Linked DNA regions of Homo sapiens: region 1 is linked to region 2. A link is an interaction called in ENCODE POLR2A ChIA-PET data of the cell type or tissue named here. Cell type or tissue: MCF 10A. All regions are shown on one strand. Links, peaks and the distances in the headings refer to the core of each region. The heading gives the core; the rest is flanking DNA. Region 1 has its middle 15 kb from the start of ACE. Region 2 holds the start of TACO1 (translational activator of cytochrome c oxidase I).

Region 1 (5,376 bases), core at 195-5,194, 140 kb before region 2:
GATGCCTGGTCCAGCAGGGTCCCAATGGGCAGGGGCAGAGGCAGGCAGAGGAAAGGGTCACAAATCTCATAGCCCTAGAAGGGAGTGAGAAGAGGAACTGGCGGGCACAGCCACTCACATCATAGCAGAGGACCTGCACCGTCAAAGCCAAACTAGCAGCATGTCCAAGACCCAAATCCTTCATCTGCTTACCCTCCTTCCCACCTCCCCCAAAACTGTTTCTAGCATGTCCCCCTCCCCATAGAAGGCATCATCACCCCCTCCACTCTTCACCCCCCCCCCAAAGCCAGCCAGTCCACAGCTATCCCTTTCGGTCCCACCTGCAGCCAGCCCCTAAACCTACCACTGCCCTCAGTCGTGGGGTCTCTTCCTTCCTGGTGGTGACAGGGCCTTCTGAGTTTGCTAAGCACAGATCTACACTGCATCAAAGAGATCAGAGAGGTGACTGGGAAAGGCAGATTTGGTCATGGTCCTCCCCAGCTAAAAACCTGTTGCCCTCAGGAGGAAGTCTGAGCCCGCCTTAGCTCCATGGCCTCAGCTTCTGCAGTCTCCGTATCATCCACAGCTCACAGCCTCCTGCCGATCAGTCAGCACGTCTTTCCAGACCTTCTGCTTGAAATGCGAGTCTTCTAACAACTTGCCTGCTGAACTCCTACTCCTCCTTTCAGGGCTCAGCTTAAGCATCGCCTGTGGCCAGGGCTCAGGGCCTGCCCTGCACCTTTCATATCGCCTCTCTGGGAGTGGCTTGTTTAAACATCCCGGGAGCCTGGAGAGGTGGTATCACAGGCATTTGAACCAGAGCGACTCCATCTTGAGTGAGGGCTAGGAAAATGAAGTTGGGACTTGCATTCCCAGAAGGCTATTCCCAGCCTCTAGATGTTTACAGTTAAGGAAATGGATTAATAATGTTTACTAACAAACCCAAACTTCGGAGTGTCCAGATATCCCGATATCTCGAGAACAAAGGCATTCCTAATTTTGCTTCAAAGATAATAATATTGATTCTTGCAAAATTTGGTAATTTTAAAAAAGAATCCTTTATCACAAACCCTGTAGCAGAGCACATCTCCCCATGATCTTTTTTTATCCTATATATATACAAGCACTGTACCTAGGGTGGATGCATTCCTCCTCTTACTTTTGGGAATGCCCTATTCTGTCTATGGAGTAGCTGTTCTTTCACCACTTGACTTTCTAAATAAACTTGCTTTTCCTTTGCACCGCAGACTCGCCCTGAATTCTTTCTTGAGCAAGATCCAAGATCCCTCTCTTGGGGTCTGGATCGGGACCCCTTTCCTATAACAGTGCGACCAGGCTGTCCCTGCTCACCAAGGTGTCTGGGCACGGTCGGTGACTGCTCTTTGTAGGTCTCGGTGAAAACCTGCGGAGGAATGAGTGAGTGTAAGAAAGGGAAGGAGACATTTTTAATTAAGACCAGGCAAGATTAGGCAATAGGAGAAAAGACAGATATGAGTCAAAGCTTACTCACATGTTCCTGGCCTGGGAGGCAGAGATAGATTGTCACTGTCCGCAGCCACGGCAGAGCTGGGCTGTATCCTGGGCCTGAAATGAAGAGGTACCTCCCTCTCCTCCCCTGCTTCCTGGGATTCTGGGCCTGACATCCTATAGCAGGGTACACTGGAGACAGGGCCAGATGAGTTGCCACACTGCATTGTCCCTGGCATGTCACCATTTTTTGTAATTTATTGTTTTTTACTGTGGTGAAATACACCTAACAGCCGGGCACAGTGGCTTACACCTGTAATCCCAGCACTTTGGGAGGCTGAGGCAGGCAGATCACTGGAGGTTCGGAGTTCAAGACCAACCTGGTCAACATGGTGAAACCCCATCTCTACTAAAAATACAAAAATTAGCCAGGCATGGTGATGGGCACATGTAATCCCAGCTACTTGGGAGGCTGAGGCACGAGAATCGCTTGAACCCGGGAGGTGGAGGTTGCAATGAGCTGAGATCGCACCACTGCACTCCAGCCTGGTGACAAAGCTAGACTCCATCTCAAAAAAAAAACAAAACAAAACAAAACAACATCTTGCTTAGTAAGTTTGTGCTTGACCGAAAACTGAGGGGAAGAGCTAAAATGAGACGTGAGAGTTAAGATGGGATTGCTGAGTGAGTCAAAAGAAATTAAGATTGAACTTGACAGTCAGCATTTAAAAGAGAGAAGTCAGATGCACATCGACAAACTGGCCATCTTTCATACGGAAAAGATCTGAGGGTTTGCACTGACTCTCAGTTTCTTTTCTCTTTTTTTGAGACGGAGTCTCGCTCTGTCGCCCAGGCTGGAGTGCAGTGGCTCCATCTCCGCTCACTGCAAGCTCCGCCTCCTGGGTTCACGCCATTCTCTTGCCTCAGCCTCTCGAGTAGCTGGGACTAGGACTACAGGCGCCCGCCACTACGCCCGGCTAATTTTTGTATTTTTAGTAGAGACAGGGTTTCACCGTGTTAGCCAGGATGGTCTCGATCTCCTGACCTCGTGATCTGCCAGCCTCGGCCTCCCAAAGTGCTGGGATTACAGGCGTGAGCCACCGCGCCCGGCCTGACTCTCAGTTTCTATATGAGCTGCAGCAGGTGAGGAGGCTGCCAGAACAACCTCAGCCCTCTTCGGCTGCACCAAGGGAAGGAATTGCATTAAGTGGACCAGGGCTCCCTCTGCGCATGTTAGGCCAGCCCACAGGCTTTACTTAAATACAGGCAGCATAGTTTAGGAGAGATGTGGAAAATCTGCAGTCCATCCATGAGAAGATGACAGAGCATCAGGATACAGAGAACTTCTCTCCCCGGGAATCACTGAAGGCACTGTGTTTCTCCTGGAGAAAAGGAGACATGCTTAGACATGGTTGTGGCCGGGTGTGGTGGCTCATGCCTATAATCCCAGCACTTTGGGAGGCCAAGGCGGGCAGATCACCAGGTCAGGAGATCAAGACCATCCTGGCTAACACAGTAAAACCTCATCTCCAGTAAAAATACAAAAAATTAGCCGGGCGTGGTGGCGGGCGCCTGTAGTCCCAGCTACTCTGGAGGCTGAGGCAGGAGAATGGTGTGAACCTGGGAGGCAGAGCTTACAGTGAGCCGAGATTGCGCCACTGCACTCCAGCCCGGGTGACAGAGTGAGACTCCGTCTCAAAAAAAAAAAAAAAAGACATGGGGTTGCTACCTCTCATCTTGGACAGTGGCCATGTCAAAGAGAAAAGACTCATTGTTTCTCTAGAAAGCACAGTGAAAAACAATAAGCCTGGCCTGGGGCGGTGGCTCATGCCTGTAATAATAAGCCTGGCCTGGGGCAGTGGCTCATGCCTGTAATCCCAGCACTTTGGGAGGCCGAGGTGGGTGGATCACCTGAGGTCAGGAGTTCAAGACCAGCCTGGCCAACATAGTGAAACCCCGTCTCTACTAAAAATATAAAAATTAGCCAGGCTTGGTGGCGCATGCCTATAATCCCAGGTACTTGGGAGGCTGAGACAGGAGAATTGCTTGAACCCAGGAGGCGGAGGTTGCAGTAAGCTGAGATTGCACCACTGCACTCCAGCCTGGCCGACACAGCGAGACTCTGTCTCAAAAAAAAAAAGAGAAAAAAAAGAAAAAGAAAAACAATAAACCTAAAGAAGAGGCAGGAGACACATTTAGCATAACAAAGCAATTTCTAACAACCACAGTGGCTCAGCCCACAGAAGTAGTGAGCTTCTGTCCTTGAAAACGTTCGGATGTGGACAGGATGATGTCGAGGATACCAGAGACATTACTGGCCAGAGAGCAGCGTTTCCCGATTGTTTTCCCCTTCCAAGCATCCCATTCTTAAAGAATCTCATTTTTTGAAATTTAAAATTAACTTTAAATAAATTTCACTTATTAAAAGTAGTGATTATCCCATTTTATCTTTATTTTATTTTATTTTATTTATTTATTTATTTTTTGAGAGGGAGTCTTGCTCTGTCACCCAGGCTGGAGTGCAGTGGCATGATCTCCGCTTACTGCAACCTCCGTCTCCTGGGTTCAAGTGATTCTCCTGCCTCAGCCTCCCGAGTAGCTGAGATTACAGGAGCCCGCCACCACACCCAGCTAATTTTTGTACTTTTAGTAAAGATGGGGTTTTGCCAAGTTGGCCAGGCTAGTATTGAATTCCTGACCTCAAGTGATCCACTTGCCTCGGCTTCCCAAAGTGCTGGGATTACAGGCATGAGCCATCGCGCCCAGCCTAATTGTCCCATTTGAGTAATGAAAAACCTATATACTATCAATCATCCGATGCTCAGCTTGGGGTTCACTGAATAGAAGAAGTGACTCAGCCTTGGGGGTCTGGAAGAGCTTCTGAGAAGCAGAGGTTGTGCCAGAGTGGGGTTTGAGGAATGACTTGGGGGTTCTACAAGCAGACAAAAGAGGGTCTTTGCAGCAGAGAGACTCAGAGGTGAAAACATCAGCTCTGGAATAAACTACTGAGTATAAAGTGGGACTGAGAGGAGGCTGGAAGCAGCAGGGTGCAGATTAAAAAAGGCTTGTCGGTTTGATGAGGGCCGTGCGGGAGCTTTGCCCAGGAAAACAGCATGAGTGAAGAGGAGCTGGCCAAAAAAGAAAAAAGAGATAGAATCCAACTGCATTCAAAGTAAGACCTCCTGTTTATCAAAAGACACCCCCCCACCACCACCAAAGAAATTCATGCAAGTCACAGACTGGAAATGATATCTGTAACACATTTAAATGACAAAGGATTAATATCAAGAATATATAAAGAACTCTTAAGAATCAGTATGGAAAAGAAAAGAAATGGGCAAAGAACACAAACAGGAATATCACAGAGGAGAAAGCACACATGTCCTGTAAACATATGCAAAGATATTTAACCTCATCAGCAACAAGGTAATGAAAATGTCATGCCCCTCAAATTGGCAAAAATTAAAAAATTGGACAGTAGTAAGTGTTGGTGAAGCTATGGAGCAATGTGGGAACTCTTATCCACTGTTGGTGGGAGTGCAAATCAGTGCAACTATTTTGAAAGCAATTTGACATCTGGATACCCTTGAACTTTTGCATACCTTTGAACACCTGCACAGCCTTGGCCCAGTGACTTTACTCCCAGTGTATTCCCTACAGCAGTACTTCTCTCAAACTGTGGTGGAGGACCTGTCTTGTTTCTGTGTTAATTTCCAGTTTGTTTGGGGAATAATCCTTCTTGTAAAATACAATAAAAATGAACCACTAAAAAATGGAATGAAAAAAAGGCATACAATTTACAAGCCCTGATATCTTGCTATTAGATTCAACAGATATAAAATTGCTTATGTATACCAAGGGGACATGTACAAAATGTTCCTGGCAAATCATTTTGTAATAGCAAAAAACAAAAAGTAACTCAAATGTCCA
Region 2 (5,376 bases), core at 159-5,158:
CAGCCTCCTGAGTAGCTGGGACTACAGGCGCGTGCCACCACACCTAGCTAATTTTTTGTATTATTAGTAGAGACGGGGTTTCACCGTGTTAGCCAAGATGGTCTCGATCTCCTGACCTCATTATCTGCCCCAAATCGGCCTTCCAAAGTGCTGGGATTACAGGTGTGAGCCACCATGCCTGGCCTGAATAAACTATTTTTAAATTGCAAAAAGTAATACTATATATGAATGGCTGATAAGCACATGAAAAGATGCTTACCATTAGTAGTCATTCAGGAAATACAATCAAAACCACAATGAGATAATACTTCTCACCCACAAGGATGGTGATAACTATAGTCAAAAAGAATAACAAATTTAGCCAGTGGCTCACACCTGTAATCTCATCTACTTGGGAGACTGAGATGGGAAGATCACTTGAGCCCAGGAGTTCTATGCTGCAGTCAGCTATGATTGCTCCACTGGACTCTAGCCTGGGTAACAAAGCAAAAAAAAAAAAAAAAAATTCATGATATGGAGAAATTAAACCCTCATATATTGCTGGTGGGAATGTAAAATGATACAACCACTTTAGAAGACAGTCTGGCAATCCCACAAAAGGTTAAACATAGTTATGATATGACCCAGCAATTCCACTCCTAGGTATATAACTAAAAGAAGTGAAAACATAGGTCCACACAGCAATGTGTACATGAATGTTCACAGCCTCATTATTCATCATAGAAGGTGGAAACAACCACATGTCCATTGCCTGATGAACAGATAAATAAAACGTGGTATATTCATACAATGGAATATTATTTGGCAATAGAAATGAAATACTGATACATGCTACAACATGCAAGAATCCTGAAAACATCATGCTAAGTGAAAGAAGCCAGTTACCAAAGGCCACATAGTGTGTGGGCCCATTCATATTAAATGTCCAGAAGAGGCAAACCCACAGAGACAGAAGTAAATTGGTGATTGCCTAGGGCTGTGGGAATTGGGGGGAAATAGGGAATGATTGCTAATGGGTACAGGACTTCTTTTGGGGATGATGAAAATGTAAAATCAATTGTGCACAGCTCTGAATATTCTATAACACATTGTACACTTTGAATTGGTGATCTGTGTGATCTGTGAAATATGTCAAAACTTAATTTTTTAAAAAATGAGAACTGTGTTGGGCATAGGAAGTACAGTCCTACTCTCAGAGAATTTAGTATTACGGTAGAAACAGATATAAACATTTTGATATTTTTTTAAAAGGTAAGTGCTAAGGTGCAAGCATGTATGAAGGGCTATGGGCACCCACCGCACCTGGCTAATTTTTGTATTTTTAGTAGAGACGGGGTTTCACCATGTTGACCAGGCTGGTCTTGAACTCCTGACCTCAAGTGATCTGCCAGCCTCGGCCTCCCAAAGTGCTAGGATTACAGGCGTGAGCCACCGCACCCAGCCCCATGGAGGTTCTTATATAATAAAAAATAAAAAATCTATGCTTTTGTGCTTTGCATCCATTATCCCATTTAGTCCTCACAAGGCCATTCTATGGTAAGGAAACTGAAACAGGAAAGTAAAGGAACTTGCCCAAGGATACACTAGAAAATGGAACAACCAGGGTTTGAAGCCACCCAGTCTAACTGCAGAGGGCACAAACTTGGACTTCACACTGTCCTGCTTCTCTCTCTCTCTCTCTCTCTTTTTTTTTTTTTTTTTTGAGTTGGATTCTCGCTCTGTCGCACAGGCTGGAGTGCAGTGGCGCGATCTCGGCTCACTGCAACCTCCTCTTCCCGGGTTCAAGCGATTCTCCTGCCTCATCCTTCTGAGTAGCTGGCATTACAGGCGCGCGCCACCACGGCCGGCTAATTTTTTTGTATTTTTAGTAGAGACGGGGTTTCACCATGTTGGTCAGACTGGTCTGGCACTCCTGACCTAGCGATCCGTCTGCCTCAGCCTCCCAAAGTGCTGGGATTACAGGCGTGAGCCACCGCGCCCGGCTGTCCTGCTTCTCTACCTGATATGTCATGCCCTTTGGACTTAATCTCACCAGCATGGGAGTCACTACAAAGCTTTTCAGCAGCTGCCGCTTTGTTTCTCTCCATCTTCTAACGGATTCGGTTTTCTCTTTCGAGACAGCAGAGAGAAAATGAAGAGGGGAGTTTAGCTCCAAAGGGCTTGTCTGATCATTCTCCCTCTCCCAAAGGCCTGTGACTCATCTGAGTCTGTCCCAAACCATCTCTTGCATCTAGGGGCTTAAGTGCACTGTGGCTATTTACATAAAACTTTATTACTTTAAAGCTCTAAGGGCTCATTTTGTGTTTCTAACTTTCCTATGTTGATAAAGCAAATATTAGATCCTTATTTATAAATAGGGAAGACGTTCAGAGAGATTAAACATTTGGGCAATTCACTTCTCTGGCAGCAGTTTCTTTCCCAGTACAATGAGGCAACAACAAAATATCATTCTGGACTTGCTCAGATTTAGGCAGCAATTTGGAAGCAAAGTCAGTTTCATAACTCAGATGTGTCTCCACTAAAACATTATGAGAAACAAAGTCCGGCGCTCTCTAGGCAACCGTGAGGGCTTGAGCACTAACTAGATCTGCTCAAGGGCAAGAGAGGAGCGAGTACCGTGCAGCCACGGAACGGACTTTGCGGGCAGTGGGGACGTGTTTTTGGAGCGAACCCGGTAAAGGAAGTGTGCTACGCCATCAAGGGCCCCCAGTCCCGGGTGCCGCGGGGACAGTGTAGGGTCATTAGCTGTTGAGCCGCCCCGGGCGGGCCCAAGCCTTTGGATCTCAGGTGACCGGCACAGGCGGCCGCGGGGTCCGGAACTGCTTGTTCCGGCAGTGGAAGAGACGCGCCGGCGTTGGCCGCTGCTGCTAGCAGCTTGAACCCCAGGGTCGGGACCGATGTCGGCTTGGGCTGCTGCCAGCCTAAGCAGGGCCGCTGCCCGATGCTTGCTGGCACGAGGCCCCGGGGTCAGGGCGGCTCCTCCGCGCGACCCCCGGCCCTCCCACCCCGAGCCCCGGGGCTGCGGTGCCGCTCCGGGCAGGACGCTGCACTTTACCGCGGCTGTCCCCGCCGGGCACAACAAGTGGTCCAAAGTCAGGCACATCAAGGGTCCGAAGGACGTCGAAAGGAGTCGCATCTTCTCCAAACTCTGTTTGAACATCCGCCTGGCAGTGAAAGGTGAGACCCTGACGGTCACCCAGCACTGGCTGCCGCTGCCCTCTCAGTGCCCGCAGCCTCGCTTGCCTCTCGGAATTGGGCCCACCTAGATCTCCGGCCCTTCACTTTGTTTTCCTTCCCCAGTACCCACCATTGCCCACCTCATAAATCCTCAAAACACCTACCCTACGTTGGAGGTTCTCACTCACTTTTCCAGACGCTGAGCATCTGGCCAGTTTGTCAGAGAGGGAGCTGCTCTTAAGAAGATAAGCCGGTAAGGTAGAAGTGACTTCATCCTAATCTAGCTGGGTACTTAATAGAAACAAGCCCTAAGAGTCAGGGCAGATGTGTGTCTCTCCTGAAGAGACAAATCAACCCCTCTGAAGTCGCCTCAAGTACCTTATTGGTTGTGGCAGGGGCACTGAGTAAAGCTATTACTTAAGTGCTTAGGCCTTAGCTTAGGCCTTAGTTTGCTTCATTAATGTTTCCCCAAGACACATTTCCTTGGAAGGTAGATTTGCAGCCATGTCTTTTCTCCCTTAGGTCGCCACACTGAAAAGGCTTTTTTTCTGTTTAGGGCCAGACATCTGTAGGAGCAAAGGAAAAGTCCTGTAGAAAGCATGGACTTTGGACTGGGCGCAGTGGCACAGCCTGTAATCCCAGGCCAGAGGCAGGCAGATCACTTGAGGTCAGGAGTTCAGGACTAGCCTGGCCAACATGGGGAAACCCTGTGTCTACTAAAAATAACAAAAAAAAAAAAAAAAAAAAACAGCTGGGCATGGTGGTGCATGCCTGTAATGCTGGCTACTCGGGAGGCTGAAGCAGGAGAATTGCTTGAACCCAGGAGTTGAAGGCTGCAGTAAGCGAGATTGCTCTACTGTACTCCATCCAGCCTGGGTGACAGAGCAAGACTCCATCTCAAAAAAAAAAAAAAAAAAAGAGAGAGAAACTGTGGACTTTGGAGTCAGGAAGACTGGTTTCTGTCACTGACTAACCTTGAACAAGTAGCTTAACTTGAGTTTCTCTGAAACAAGGATAATACCCACCTTGAGGTAGTTTATGGTTTATGGCACATCATAGGCATTCAGTTAATGTTAATTTACCCCCTCAGCTCATGCCTGGTATTTGTTTGCTTCCTTTTCTTCAAAATTCTTGATATTAAGTTCAAGCAACTTTTATTTATTTATTTATTTATTTATTTTGAGACAGAGTCTCACTCTGTCACCCAGGGTAGAGTGCAGTGGCGTGATCTTGGCCCATTGCAACCTCCACCTCCCAGGCTCAAGTGATTCTCCTGCTTTAGCCTCCGGAGTAGCTGGGACTACAAGTGTGCACCACCATGCCTGGCTAAATTTTTTTGTATTTTTAATAGAGACAGGGTTTCACCATGTTGGCCAGGCTGGTCTCGAACTCCTGACCTCAAATGATCTACCCACCTCCACCTCCCAAAGTGCTGGGATTGCAGGTATCAGCCACTGCATCCCAATGAAGTTCAACCAACTTGTGTTTATTTTGTGCCAGGCATGCCATTGGTACTAGAAAGATGATGAGATACAGCCCCTACCCTCAGATCACAATGTCATGTGAACATTTCAATAATTATGCACAAAGTGCTGGGCACGGTGGCTCACACCTGTAATCTCAACACTTTGGGAGGCTGAGGCCGGCGGATCACGAGGTCAGATCGAGACCATCCTGGCTAACACGGTGAAACCCCGTCTCTACTAAAAATACAAAAAAATTAGCCAGGCGTGGTGGTGGCGGGCGCCTATAGTCCCAGCTACTCAGGAGGCTGAGGCAGGAGAATGGCGTGAACCCAGAAGGCGGCGCTTGCAGTGAGCCGAGATTACACCACTGCACTCCAGCCTGGGCAACAGAGGAAAACTCTGTCTCAAAAAATAATAATAAAAATAAAATAAAATAAAAATAATTATTATGCACAAAGTAGTAGAGTAAGAGCAGTAATGAGTCCAGGAAGTGTTGTTACCATCTATAACCCTTCTTCATCTGACACAAAGTAGAGATCGCTGAAACCTAGCAGAATGAAAACCATCCCTAAAGACAATGAATTAGAAAGTTCTGGCCAGGCACGGTGCCTCATGCCTGTAACCCCAGCACTTTGGAAGGCCAAGGTGAGTGGATCACTTGAGGTCAGGAGTTCGAGACCAACCTGGCCAACGTGGTGAAACCTCATCTCTACTAAAAATACAAAAATTAGCT

Evidence for each region. ChIA-PET counts read pairs that join two places held together with the same protein. Peaks named below come from ENCODE experiments on the same cell type or tissue, not always from the same donor. Only the 100,000 strongest peaks of a DNase experiment are listed, where the experiment ranks them.
Region 1: POLR2A ChIA-PET joins it to region 2 with 11 read pairs; 8 of 35 experiments call an interaction of 5 or more read pairs at or near these places.

Annotation. Positions count from the first base shown.
Region 1 is chr17:63,459,483-63,464,858 of GRCh38, forward strand. No RefSeq gene overlaps it. Among named protein-coding and RNA genes, the nearest start is that of ACE, 15 kb to the right of the region's middle. RefSeq lists an enhancer at 1,360-1,429. In MCF 10A, for the core only: no CTCF peak of the experiment used is centred there; DNase peaks (open chromatin) are centred at 1,519 and 3,219.
Region 2 is chr17:63,598,187-63,603,562 of GRCh38, forward strand. TACO1 (translational activator of cytochrome c oxidase I) reads left to right here and starts at 2,709. Exons shown (of 5, transcript NM_016360.4): 1 at 2,709-3,177. The coding sequence starts at 2,898. In MCF 10A, for the core only: no CTCF peak of the experiment used is centred there; a DNase peak (open chromatin) is centred at 2,675.